2 separate regions of the Mus musculus genome follow, and region 1 is linked to region 2. Evidence: chromatin loops called from intact Hi-C (ENCODE). Cell type or tissue: heart. All regions are shown on one strand. Links, peaks and the distances in the headings refer to the core of each region. The heading gives the core; the rest is flanking DNA. Region 1 overlaps Ankib1 (ankyrin repeat and IBR domain containing 1). Region 2 holds the start of Ankib1 (ankyrin repeat and IBR domain containing 1).

The links. Hi-C counts contacts between places; a loop is a spot of excess contacts. Peaks named below come from ENCODE experiments on the same cell type or tissue, not always from the same donor. Only the 100,000 strongest peaks of a DNase experiment are listed, where the experiment ranks them.
Region 1: a loop joins it to region 2, with 5 times the contacts of the local background. A loop is called at or near these places in 5 of 42 quality-filtered maps.

The regions. Positions count from the first base shown.
Region 1 is chr5:3,729,355-3,736,469 of GRCm38, reverse strand. Ankib1 (ankyrin repeat and IBR domain containing 1) reads left to right here. Exons shown (of 20, transcript NM_001289527.1): 6 at 2,286-2,494; 7 at 3,842-3,930; 8 at 6,691-6,835. Among named protein-coding and RNA genes, the nearest start is that of Ankib1, 70 kb to the left of the region's middle. In heart, for the core only: no CTCF peak of the experiment used is centred there; no DNase peak of the experiment used is centred there.
Region 2 is chr5:3,799,776-3,806,750 of GRCm38, reverse strand. Ankib1 (ankyrin repeat and IBR domain containing 1) reads left to right here and starts at 3,627. Exons shown (of 20, transcript NM_001289527.1): 1 at 3,627-4,154. It overlaps Krit1 (KRIT1, ankyrin repeat containing), which reads right to left and starts at 3,586. Exons shown (of 17, transcript NM_030675.3): 1 at 3,268-3,586; 2 at 183-286. The coding sequence starts at 284. In heart, for the core only: a CTCF peak has its summit at 3,075; DNase peaks (open chromatin) are centred at 3,490 and 4,320; H3K4me3 peaks cover 2,758 bases; H3K27ac peaks cover 2,208 bases.

The DNA of each region.
Region 1 (7,115 bases), core at 679-5,678, 71 kb after region 2:
ATTTTTAATTAATCTAATTTGCAGATAAAATCTGCAAAGTGTGTGTATATGTCACACTTTTATTATCTCTTCATTTGCTCATATATATGTAAGCTGGTTCCATTTCCTTATTTTGTGACTAGAGTATGTAGATAGGCAGATATCTCTGTGATAGTTGTAGAACCCTTTGTTTATGTGCCCAGAAGCTGTATCATATGTGATCATTTTATTTCCAATTTTTGAGAAACATACATACTGATTTGCATAATGGCTGTACCAATGAACAGCAGCAGCCAGTGAGTGATGGTTTCCAATCTCCACATCCTTGTTACCAGCATTCATTATTGTCTTATTCTTTAGTCATTTTGAATAGAATGAGATTGAATCCCAGTGGCTAAAGATGTTGAACAGTTTAAAAATGTGTGTTGACCTTTTGATTGTTTTGAGACCTGTGTTTTTGGCTCACTAGTCTATTTTACTGGCTGGTAGTTGGGGAGTAGGGTGGTGTTTAATTATATATCCACTAAAGGTTGTCTCTTGTTCTCAGGTTGTCTTTTTCACTCTACCAACAATCTCCATTTACGCTTTCTTTAAAAAGTCAAGAATCAGTTTTCATTGTGTTGTACTTTTCGCAGTTTTAGAAATGTCAGTACTTGTTATTCTCTTGAACATGCTGGTGTTATAAGTGACCTTTTGTAGTTCTCAACCACTTTCCTATTCCAAGAATAAGTTATCTAGCTGGTCTTGTGGTATATGTCAGCCTGTTTGTTTTCTAATACTTCACTGAGTTTGGCCTTATTATACAATACATAGTTTTACCAGTGCCAGATTAGCTTGATGTGCAGTGAACTCTTTGTCTAGTAGACTGACTGTTCCTAGTCAGTATTCTTATACAATTATCTTGCATTGAATGTGAATGGACCATTATCATCTGTGATTAAATATTAATGAACCACTACTGATAAAACATGTGAAGAATTTCTCTTTTCCTGAAATCTAAATCAGATTGCTTGGAGAGCATTTAAAAAAGGCAGGTAACTTTTAAAAATGCTATTTCATATTACTAAAATGAAGAAAAGGGAGATAGTTACTGTATGTGGGGTTCTATATACACTAAGGAAATGACAGAAATTATAGACAGTATTTTCTGGTATGGTGGGCATAAGAAACAGGAAGTAGAAACAGAACAGGAGGAAAAAAGGCCATGACCTTTTAATAAATTTTACATAGCTTCTAATAGAATGTGTAAAAATTATGTTAGCGTGGTGTGTGTGTGTGTGTGTGTGTGTGTGTGTGATGTTTTCTTTATCTGTTCATCTGCTGATCAGTACCTAGCTTGAGTCCATTAGCTGTTGCAGTTAGTGTTAAAACAAACATGACTGTCCAGGTATTGCAATAGTGGGCTGACATTGGTTCTTATGAATCATTGTATGACTAGATTGTGCTGTTCTGTTTTACATTTGGGGGGGGCACTTTTAATATACTTGACAGTGTGTGGTGATGGGGAGGAAGAACACACTTTTGGAATCCCAAAAAAGGTTTCAAGTCTCTTTCTGAGAGTGGATAAGTTACATAACTTCCCTGGGTCTTACTTTCTTCAATTTAAATAAAAACTGAAAATGTTATTAGGAGAAATAAATTAATGTATATAATAAATATTATATATATACACATATATATATGCATATATACATATATGTATATGTATAACACCAAGCAAAATTTTTTAATATTTTAGCTTTTTTTAATTTTGGATTTTTATGACTCTAGACTTTATAATAATGTTTTCACTTGACCATTTTATAAAGATTCACATAAAGAAGATTATCTGTACTAAATTAATCCATATTTAAGCTAAGTTAATTCACTAAAATTTTATTTATAACCCAAATTATTTTTTCCTTCTTTCAGACCCTTTACCAAATGACCTTTAGGACTATAACCATTTTACAACTAAAGACCATGTGAAGGCTGTTGCAAAATTATGTTCTAAAAGAGAAATGTGGCTAAATTAAACCTCTACCAAAAAATTAGTAAATTCTAAGTAAAACATCTACCTAAAATAATAGTAGGAATTACTAGGAATTCTGAGAACATTCTTAACATATGGTACTAGTAATTGTAGTTTAAATTCCATTTTAAAATATTACTAACTTTTGTCTACCAAGACATGCCTTCATAGTTACTATTATATAGAATACATTCTATAATTTTTAACTTTTCATTTATCCTGTTTCAATTTTTAGTATGTTTCAAACATTGTAATTTCTGGGTTTTCATATATATCTGTTTTGTTTTTCCTAAAGATTGGGACAGGGAGAAGTTGCTTGAAGCTTGGATGTCCAACCCAGAGAACTGCTGCCAGCGGTCAGGGGTGCAGATGCCAACCCCACCACCCAGTGGGTACAATGCCTGGGACACGCTGCCTTCCCCGAGAACTCCAAGGACTACAAGATCCTCTGTCACCTCCCCAGATGAAATCAGTCTGTCTCCTGGGGATTTAGATACCAGTTTGGTATGGCTTAGTATACTTCCCAAAGCTTTTAGTCTTTCAACTTTTAAACTATGTGTGATACTGCCCTGTAGAGTGGTTGGTTGTAGTACTGTAACTGAATCTCCTACCTTGTTTTGAAGGCTTGGTAATTTTTTTTGCCTTTGTAAGTTCTTACTACTATAGAATGATTTTGTGATATCTGTATTATCGGTTGAAAAGCAAAATATTTTCTCACTTCAAAACAGTTTGGAAAAACCATATACTACATTTTCACCTAGAAATATTCAATGTATTTAAATAAAGCATAATGAAATACTAAAACTTAGTTTATAGTATATATTCTTAATCTAAAATGAAAATTTTAAAGTAATTTACTGAATGGTAATATTGTAAAGCATTTGCAATATATTGTGATGATCATATGCTTGTTCTAGCAAATGTTCTGAGTTCATTCAGTACATTTTCTTAATCAGTGCTTCTCCTTTAACAGGCAACAGTCCTGCCCTTGTGTGCAGTAAACAGACAGCACCCTGCTGCTGTGCTGTGTGCGAGATTATGGTGCATTAGACTGCTTTAGCCACTTGAAATTTGTAATAAATAAGAAAGCTTCCCTTCGTCCTCTGTAGGAACCATTTGGGAAGGCAAAATGCTATTTCTGTAATACACATTTGTAACAAAGTTGCTTCTCCTAAGTCATGTTAACATAGCATTGTTTACATAGTTTTGTATCAGACTTGCTTGCTTGAACACTTTACCCGAGTGCACGTGCACATGCGCGCGCGCGCGTGCGTGCGTGCGTGCGTGCGTGCGTGCGTGTGTGTGTGTGTGTGTGCGTGCGTGCGTGCGTGCGTGCGTGCGTGTGTGTGTGTGTGTGTGTGTGTGTGTGTGTGTGTGTGTGTGTTAGGGGCTTAGGGGAGTCGTTAAGAGATGCTGGTACTTGAACTCAGGTGATCAACCCTGCTAGGCAAGCACTGTACCACTGAGCCGCATCACCAACTCAAGTTGCCACTCTTAATATCCTGACTTGTTGTATTCAAATACAAAGTTTCTCTGTTCCTGTGTATTTTCCACAGTAAGCATAGAATGAAAGATACTGCAATGGTTACTTTGTAGCACACCATGTGATCTTGACCTGAATAGATGGTAATGATTTATTTCTTATATTTCCCTTTCCTAATGCTCAATGCTGATTAATAGGTAAACTTAGTTAAATGGAAAATATAAAAAAGACAGTCAACCTTGTAGCTTTGAAACTTTTCAATTTTTAAGAATTATAATTACTGTAACTTTGAACTAGTGAACAAAATTAATGTATTGCTTCTCTTCAGAGTCTGACCCTGTTAAGTCATTTTTCTTGTCCATCTCCAGTGTGACATTTGTATGTGCAGTATTTCTGTGTTTGAAGATCCAGTGGATATGCCCTGTGGACATGATTTTTGTAGAGGCTGTTGGGAGGCGTGAGTACATGAACAGCTTGTTCATCTCTTACTAATTGATAGCACTTTTGACTTGGTAATGAAATTGTCTTCAGTATTTAATGATGCTGATTATTTGTATTGGTTTTTGAGTTAACTGAAATGTACTGTTTCACAAAGAAGGAATAGTTTTGTCTTTCCTTTTTGACATCAAGGGAAGTATAACTAAATAATTGTATTAGTATTTTCTTTTATATTACATATAATATAAATTTCAGATGTACACCTAAATACCAATAATCAGTTTCTATCTTATATCGCACGAATTTTAAGCATTGGTGGTCTCTGAATTTTTTTAAGGCAGTCAGAAAGCCTTGAAAACCTGTAAGAACTACAGATAATTGAAATTCTTTTCTGTTACTCTAAAGTCAAATGCTTACACTAGAGATTGGGTGTGTATTACAGTAGAAATTTTTCTTCTCATGCTTTTCTCTCATTTCTTCTTTATAATCTGTCTTAGATTTATATATTCTCATGTCTTACCTTGAACTTTGTGAGACAGTTTTTAAAACAAATGCAGATTAGTATAAATGAATAGTATAGTATCTTACTGTCTCTGGGGACTTTTTATTTAATGATTTAAGCAAAATATGTTATAAGGATCTTAAACAAGTCTCTAATACTATTTTTTTTCATGGAATATTGGGTACCAAGTGTAGGGATGTGGGGAGCATTGCATGAATGAGATAGCAAAGACTTGGTGGTTTGCTGTATTTTTGTTTTGTTTACAGTTTTGCTGTAATGCAATTGTTATATATCTGTCTATACATTTAAAATAAATTAGTTCATAAATTGAGACATGTGTACACCATGGAACTATAACCACAATCAAGACAATAAGTGTCTCTGTTAGCTTCCCAAATTTACTCATTAGGGTCGAGAGTGGGTAAAGTGGTTCCCCAAACATTGGAAACCAACCTCATGTCCTAGAACACACATACTAGCATGCACTTATAGACCCAGTGTTAGAGGCAGAAACGTCTCAACCCTGGAGCTCCTTGTCCAGCCAGTCTAGCATCATTCTTAAAAAATAGCCCTCTAGCTCCATGGCAATGAGAGGCTCTACCTCAGAGGCACTGTCCTCAGAGGATAGTGTTTCTAGGATAACATCTCAGGTCATCTGGCCTGCACACATGCACTCCCGTGCACACTCGCACGCACGCACGCGCGCGCGCACACACACACACACACACACTCTTACATGTACCTGCACATCTTTCTGCCTCTCCATCCTCCTCTCTTCACCTTCCCTCACCCTGAATATATATAACACAGACTGATCTGTGTACTGGTTTCATCTGGTGTACTTTTTATGTTTTCTAAAACAGTGTAAAGCAAGACTTCATTTGGAGGGAAAGAAATGCTTTTCAAAAAGTCAGAATAAATAAGTATACCTGTTTGTTTTAGATTCTAAACATAGACTAGACTTTTAAATCTAATGTGATCAAGTCAGCATAGCTAATACAAGTCAACTAATTCACAATAGTCAAACTCACAAACTAAAGCCATTTTTAGCACAATTCTTGAGCAGAAAATTTTCTCTGGATATTTAGTTTCAAAGTCTCAACTATATTATCTGAAGGACTGTTAGTTAGGTTTTACCATTGGTGGTTGTTGGACTTGGTTCTGATATGAAAATTGGCCTTGCCAGTGAATTACTTGGATTTTTTTTAACCTTTAATGACCTTCCTCATATAACTAGTATCATAGAACTACCCCCTAGCCAGAAAGGGGGGTTAGTAAGTTTTAAATTCTGTTCTTATTGTTTTCCTTGATATTATACCATCTACTTACCATTCTCCACCTGACCCATGACAGCTCTTGTCAAACCAGACACTAGTAAAACAAATTGAGTAGTTGATATATTGAGTTAAAAAAATATTTTAAAATTAATAGCAGTCTGCGGGAGACTGATGGCTTACCAAGTAATGGCATTTGCTTGAAAACCCCATCTGTTTCCCTTTTACCATCTCCTCTGCATTGTCACTGTAGCCAGATGCTTTGAGGCATCTGTGCCAGTGACTTGAGAGGAACTTATTCTTTCTACCCACACAAAGACATTCTTCCTAATAGTAAGGCTTAAGCCTCATGTCTAATACAGTCTAAGTCTCCCTTGTTCCTAAGTACAGTGAAATTAATAAACAGTGCAAAGGAAGAGGATGATAGAGAATCAACATTGTTGATCATGCTACCAGGCAGTTATAATGTAGTTACTTGCTTTCCGTCTGTTTCTCTAGAATTGCTAAATACTGTACGATCCAGAGCTAGGAATGTATCTCAATAGAATGCTTAGCTAGCATGCATGAGTTCCAACCTTAGTATCATTTAAACCTGGCCTGCTTGGCACATACCCGTAATTCCAACAACATATATGAAGGGAGGCAAGAAGACAGAAGTTCTAGGACACTCTTAGTTATATATATAGGGTCTTAGTTCAAGACCCTTCTAGGTACATAAGACCTTGTCTCAGAAAAAAAAATTCATTTAAATTCAGATGTAAAAAGTTCATTTTATGCTTGTACATAGACTATATTACATAACAGTTACAACGCCATATGCAGTGTCTGGCAGTGTAAGAGAGGAAGAGTAAGCCCAGGTCTTGGTGAATACCACTACACCATATAACTCTTGGTGTTATTTTAATTATACTCTCATAGAAAAGCTTCAAAAAGAGAACATTCTTAGTATGAATGAATAATTTACATCCTCTTCTTTTTTTTCTGTCAATTGGCATTTTAATAGGTTTTTAAATCTGAAAATTCAAGAAGGTGAAGCCCATAACATTTTCTGCCCTGCATATGAATGCTTTCAACTCGTGCCTGTAGATGTCATAGAAAGTGTAGTTTCTAAGGAGATGGACAAACGATACCTACAGTTTGATATTAAGGTATGGTACAGTGTATTAAGCCTGTGTTTTATTTCTAAATGTATATAGGAATGATGATATTAACTAGAACTTTGAGCCAAATCAGCATTTTGTATGTATAAAAGGCAAAGTGAAACTTAACCACCACCACCCCAAAAAGCTGTTGTCCCTTTTTTATAACTGATTGATGAAAATTAATTTCAAAGTACATATTTTCATAGAAACTACTCTTTTCCTAACAATATTTTATACTCCTGAGAGGAATATTTACAAACAAAATCTTAACTTAGAAATTAATAAT
Region 2 (6,975 bases), core at 1-5,000:
CATATGTAAATGAACACCAAATTAGGAAAGGCACACAGTAGAAAAAAATGCAAGTATATAGAAATCTATATTAACTAGCTTATTAATAATAATTATAGCATATGTTCATAATGCTTTATATGTAAATGGTAGTACAGAATGACATCCAATAGTAGGAATTAAATGTTATTAAATCTTCTCACTTCATAGGACTTAGCTCTATACTCCCGGGAGTTGAGACTAGCAGTGTTCTTTGGACGAATAACTGCAACGTAAGCATCTTCGATGTTTTCTGGATTTCCCATTGCTTTATAAAACAAACAAAAAGTTCCTTGGAAGAGAAAATGACATAACTGGTGGCAAAGTAAAAACAAAAACAAAAGCAAATTATATCCTAGTCCAACAACTTTTATTTTCTAATATTTACTTTGAAAAAAATTATAAAATGCTGACTTTTATGTCTTACAATATACAATCCCTAAAAGGCAAGCAAGAAATGACTTTAATTTTATCTTCATCATCAAGAATCAAGAATTTGAGGCTTAAAAATGTGGTACAATTATAAAATATCCTATAAAGTAAACAATGACTTGAAATAGTGGTTCAGAATAATGCACTCTTATTTCCTACACATTATACAAACAAATGTGAAGTTTAGAATCTGGGAGTAGCTGGCTACTTTATACCTACTGACACTTTATAGCTTTCAGCAAAAAAAAAAAAAAAAAAAAAATATTTGACTTAATCATTTGGATGACCTCAGCTAGGTTCTATAACCTTTGGAGATGCCCATTGTAGATTGAAACCAGTTGGTTAGTTGACAAAAGAAATCCTTTCTGTCTGTGTTATCAAACCTCTAGATAATCCAAAGTTGCTCTTTGAAATATATTCAATATATTGATGAATGTAATCCTCCCTACCCCCCAAAACTATTTCTAAGTCTTCACTGAGCAATTTTGGAAAAAATAACTGAATTTCAGCTGTATATGTGACTGCTGAATGTTCTCGTGGTCAGTGCAATTACTTCTTCACAGCTATACTAAAAAGGTTCTCTTGGATTGAATATGTTCATCTTTTTGGCCTTTAAAGGTTCTCTGAGTTATATGCCAGTAAGTCTCGAAAAGAACATCAACCATAGAGTTTCTTTTCTAGTTACATTTACATGAACTCTCTTCAATTTTTTAAAAGGTCCATTAGGCATTAAAATGTTTTTTTCATATTTAATGAGTCCCTTACTGCTTCAACTCCTAGGAGAGAAAAAAGAGAAAAAGAGCACTTTCAAGAAAGGGCTGAAAATGTTCCTTGAGAGGATATACATTTTTATTCTGTTTTCTGAGAGGCAACTGATGTCACTCTGACACCCTGACTCACTTTCCTAAAATTTAAAAATGCCTTATTTTTGAAAGTTTCATTAAAATGAAATTCTTTTTAAAATTCAATAACTTCTGGCATCTTAAATAAAATTTAGTCTAAAAGCTTAACAAGTATTATTTCACAAACATTTGTCTTAATAAAACGTTTTTTTAGTTACAAAGTTTTCACTGATTTTGTACCAAAGAAACTAAAGGTATTTCTTTTTTTCAATTATTTATTTAGTTATGTTACATCTCAACTAAGGTTTCCCCTCCCTCCTCTCCCCTAAGACTCTCCTTTTCTCTTCAGAAAAGGGGAGGGAGACATCCCAAGGCTATCAACCAGCCTTCAAGTCAAATTTCAGTAAGATTATGTGCATCTTCTCCTATTGAGCTGGAAGAGGCAGCCTAGTTAGGGGGAAGGGTCCCAAAGCCAGGCAACAGAGACAGGGACAGCCGAAACTAAAGGTCTTTCCTTGAAGACGTTTGAATGAAACATTAGGATGAAGACATTTCATCTTGTTTAAAGTTTTGAGGATAGTTCATGGAATTTTTTTTTAGATAAAAAAATTTTAATAAGAACATTCTAAAAATCCACTACATGCAAAAGAGCTGCCTATAGAAAAAAAAAGGCTTTTCTTAAAACTTCCTGTTTAGCAACTGCTTTTCATCTCAGATTAACACCGACTAAAACATAATAAACTATAAACAAGATATATACATATGTATGAAAGCCTTAAAAACTGCAAACCTCTTAAAAAGACACTGTATTATAGACACTGTACAAAGAACATGGCAACTATAGAAAATGATGCTTTCTATAAAGTACCTAAAGGAGAAACTAAGTAGTTAACTTTCTGCACAGAATTTAAAGTAAACCAATTCTTATCTCAATCAATTCATAAGAAAACGTCTATTAGCAAAGTGTTTCATTTGTGAATACTCATTATATATTTTAAATACTCATATTTTAAATATATAAAACAAACTTACTGCTAGCAACATATTCGCAAAAATTCTTTTTTTTTTTATTTTAAGTTTATTTTTAAAAAAGTATTTGTACTGGAGCACTTAAAATAGTCTTCCAATGACATAAAAGGAAACAAAGGTTGAAGCCAGGAAAACAACAAAAGCTACCAGCGATGAAGGTGAAGCTGGTGCAACTGAAACCGACAGGAAGAGAGAACTAGTCAAAAGAATAAAAATAAATAAAGCCATTGCTAATATGCTATATGGCTCACTGCACTGGAGAAATGCTCAGGCATGAATGATATGCTGCCTAAAAAATGAGGACTTATGTAAGTGGAGATGGTTCATAACTTGGAGGGCTGTCTGCGATTTTTTTAAAAAATATGCAGGGATATTGTTGATTTTCATTATGATTGACAAAGGAGAGGCATACAATTTTCACTTAGTGCCCACAGCAGGGGTAATTACTCCTTTGTGGGTCAGTGAGTTTGTTTACAATAAAGACACGCTAAGTTCCCTGAGAGAGCAGGACAGGAATGGAGCTGAAATCTTGAGGTCGGCCAACCACATCAAGGCTTCTGGTGAAGTTACAAAGACCGAGGGGAGGAGAGAGCAGAGAGTGCAAGCCAAAAGGAGACATAAAGGAAGAACTCGGATAGATGGGAGAAGACAGCTACAATCGATAAGCTGTCACTGTCCTGGCAATGACAACACTGCCTGGGAAGTCTTTCCCTTGGCACCACCCACCAGTGCTCCCCTACCGGGAAAAATGCAAAGCTGCTTTTGCTCCAAAAGTTCCCACCCAAGAGACGCCGGTGACTTTTCGGTACCGGCGTGTAAGAAACAACACGCCTTGATGCAGAGCCTCGTGGGCGAGCTTCGGTGCTCCTGCCGTTGGCTCCAGCCGGCGTCTGGCTCTTCTTGCCTTGCTTTCCTTGTTTCCGCCAAGGAAACGGGAAAGACTCACCCGGGCGGGCGGCGGATCCTCTCCCGAGCCGCTACATCCAAGTCAGTGGGTGGGGCGGCAGTCGAAGGATGGCGGAGCCAGCCCGTCACCGTTTTCTCATTCCTTCTGCCTATCTAGGAGGCCCACCCCAACTTCCTGTGGCAGGAAGCCCCTGGATTGTCACCAAAAGCCGCCCCGCGAGTTCGGGTCTCAGGGCACCTGTTCCCCACCGTCCTTCCTCTCCCTCGGCTCCAGGAACCCTTCAGCCTCTCCACCAGCTTCGGGCTCCCAAAGGCCTCAGCTCGCCATCCCACCGCTACCGGCGCCGGGCAATAACTTCCGGGGTTACGCCCCCAAGGCCGCTTCAGGTTTGCGGCTGAAAAAGCTTCCGGGTCGGCCCGCGGGGAGCCGCCGTTCGTGCCGGTCCGTGCCACTTCGCGCGGCGGCCGCAGCTGTCTGGGAGCGGGCGACCGTGAGCTCGCGGGGTTTGGCGGCAGCCGAGCCCGACGCTAGCTATAGCAAGGACGGGGGTCGGGGAAGGGAGGTCGGCCTCCGCGGCTGCGTGCGCACGCGGCACGACCATGCGCTGGACTTGAGCGAGCGGCGGAGGCAGGCGCCACCGCCCCCCTCCTCCATAGCCTGAGAGCGGCGGCGCGCAGCGGGAGAAGATGGGGGGCGCCCGCCCAGTGTGAGCTCGCCGGGCGCGTCGGGCTCGCGCAGCGCTTCCCGCGGGCCTCCAGCGCGCATCCTCCGGCTCCCGCAGCCGCCGCCGCCGGCGGGTGGGTGGGGCGCCGAGTGGACCCGAGAGGTCACCCGCTCGGCGCGAGAGCCAGGTGGCCGCGACAGAGGAAGACCTGCAGATCTGGGGGGAATCGACGCGAGCCCGGTCCCGGCCGGGAGAAGTAACCGTAAGTTTCTGCTTCGCGGCTCGGCTCTGGCCGAGGCAGTCTCGAGCCTGCCTAGTTCACGCCCTTCCGCGTCTCTTGCGAGGGTTGCCCTGTCACCCCTTCTCTCCCCGTCCCCGAAGGAGCACAGCATCCTGTCTGCCCTACGGGGTTTCTCGCGCTCGCGAATTTGCAAGCCTCCCGGTTTCCGCGGCGCGTCCCATCCTCCACACACGTCTACATAGCCTTGTCCCTCTGTCCTCAAAAGATTCGTGCCCTCCTTCATTTTCTGTAGAACCCCGGACCTCACAGTCTCCGCAACCCTTGTTGGGACCTGGAAAGCCTTGGATTCCACTAACTCCGTGGACCTGAAATAGTGAGGAGCGACTAGGTTAAAAGTGCTCTGTAGGACTGTCATGGGTGGGGATAGGTGCAGATGGCACCACTGAACCTTTATTTGTGTTGCTTTTGCCACCCAAACAAAAGAATGAACGCTCCTCTGTACCCTCATTCCTCTACGTATGTGTGAACTGTTCGTACATTGATGTTTGAGTCGGAGGTAATTGAAGCTACAGCTGTAATGAAGCAGGTCTTGAAGAGTTTTTATTCTCACAAGCGTCATTCTTATGGAACGGCATGTTGAAAAATCTTTGGATTGAAAGACCCATTCAGGTTTACTAGTAAATGTGAAGACCAAATGTGAAAACATCTGGAGTTTTAGATAGTGTACTTTGGATGCTGTTAATTTCTTACTGTTTTGATTACTGTTTGACTAGGCTGTTTCTCGTTAAATTTTAGTTTGCATTTTTAGGTTGCTTTTGCAGAACTTTCCAGAAATTAGATTAAAATATAATTTTAATACTGTCAGTGATTAGACAGCTGTCAATGCATTAACTACTTTTTAAGGTACTATTAGAAAGCAAATGATAATTCTAAAAATAATGTTACTCTGTACGGTGTAGGTTCTGTTAATATTCTGTAAACTAAGGTAGTATGGTAACATTGGTGATTTTTTTTTCTTGGAAATTATTTCTTTAGGAACAATAAATATGTTTAGTCACCCCAGCAAGCCGTTTAGCAGTTTATCTTGGGCTGTAACTTTACACTTCACAGTTTAGTTTGAAGCAGACGCAGAAGATGTAGCTCCCACAGTCTGTCTGGAAATGGACTTTCCTTGGCACAGAAGCCCAGCACTGTGCAGACTTGAGGGCATTGTTGAAGGTGTAAAATCAGCTTCTGATGAAGAAGCTCTAAGGGTTTTCCTCAGGGAATGGCTAGCTGCATGGAACAATCTTTTTTGAAAATTCCACTAGTTTCTTTTATCTTTGGGACAAAGAGGAAAGATAGGAACAACATTTCCTACTTAATTTATTTGTTTTCTCAAAGCTCTGAGAATCTTGAGTTTATGCTATGTACGAGTCCTGAAGTCATGTATGCAGTCTTATAAACAGGTGCATGCTGAGCCATGGGGATAGAGTTCTGTTAGCCACTCTTTTAAACTCTTGCGGCACCCTCACTTCTGAGACGTGATTCCTTTCCTGGGTGTGCTCACTTGTGAAAGTGAAACACATATATTTATATAGCCTGCCTGTAGGTAAAAGATCAAAGTTATTTTCATATATGAGGAAATACAGTTGATGGAAAAGCATGAATAAAGTTTCTCTGATCTCCATGAATGGAGTGAAAAACTTTCCTCAGCGTTTTGAGTAATTTTCTTCCCTTTGAGGGTACATGCACCATTTATCTAGGTTATATTTTTAAGTGTTTCTTTCAAATATTGAGAGTCAGCTCAGAATTGTCTCAGCCTGGAGGAGTTTGTATATCATCCTAAAAATGCTTAGGTATCTAACTAGAGGAACAGTGATGTTTGGACTTTACAGTATCTTTTCTTTAGACTGCCTCTTTACTTTCCTGCTTCTTTCATTACCTCATTTCATTCAACCTTTACTGAACTGTGTGTGAAGATCAGGATTGATGCTCTGTCGATACAAGAAGAAGTGCATCAAGATTCCCTTTCTTGTTGAATTTACCAACTTTTGACTGATTCTGTCTAAATGCCTTGGAGGATTTTGGTTCTGCAATGAAACCACCTCTTCAGACTGAAAGTGATTGTATACCCCTGTTATTAGAAGGACTTACAGCCCAGTAGCATTTTGATACAGTTCAAACAGTTTCTCGGAGCCCCTAGCTTTTTTAGAAGCATAGCTTATGACTACTAACACTCTTCTCCCTGTGCTTCATTTGTACCCTAAACATTTCGTTTATTTTTAAAAATCAAAATCTGTTAAGAGCTTGCTCTTCTTTTGGCCAGTGCCCTTTACTAATTCCATGCTTTTCTGTCCTTGGTGTCATGGAACAGATCATTAATACTACTTGATTGCTTAAAAGACAGCAACATTTGTCATTTTTTTTCTGTTTTGTCACATGTGTGAGCATACACACACACACACACACACACACACACACTTATCTTGAAACTCATAGTCTTTCAGTTTCACTTGTAGTAAAAATCTTTGATATTACTCAAGTTTCTGAGAATTCCTACTCAACAGAACTATAAATTTGTTTGATGCTTGACCTATAAAGATGAACAAATGAAGATGTTCTTTATCATTGGGATGTAAATGCCCACTGGAAATACATGAAGAAAAAGCCTGTTCTGATGCCTTTTTTAGACTGAAGGTATAGAAGTATTGCCTTCCTTGTTAATGTATCCATTCAGTATGAGAAAGGAAGATATATAACTGTTTTAGCTGAAATTTCCTTCTGTCTTTGGTCGCAGACACTGATAGCTAGCTCTCAGGTTTTTTCCTACCAGGAGGTATTGTACATTACATTTTTCAGA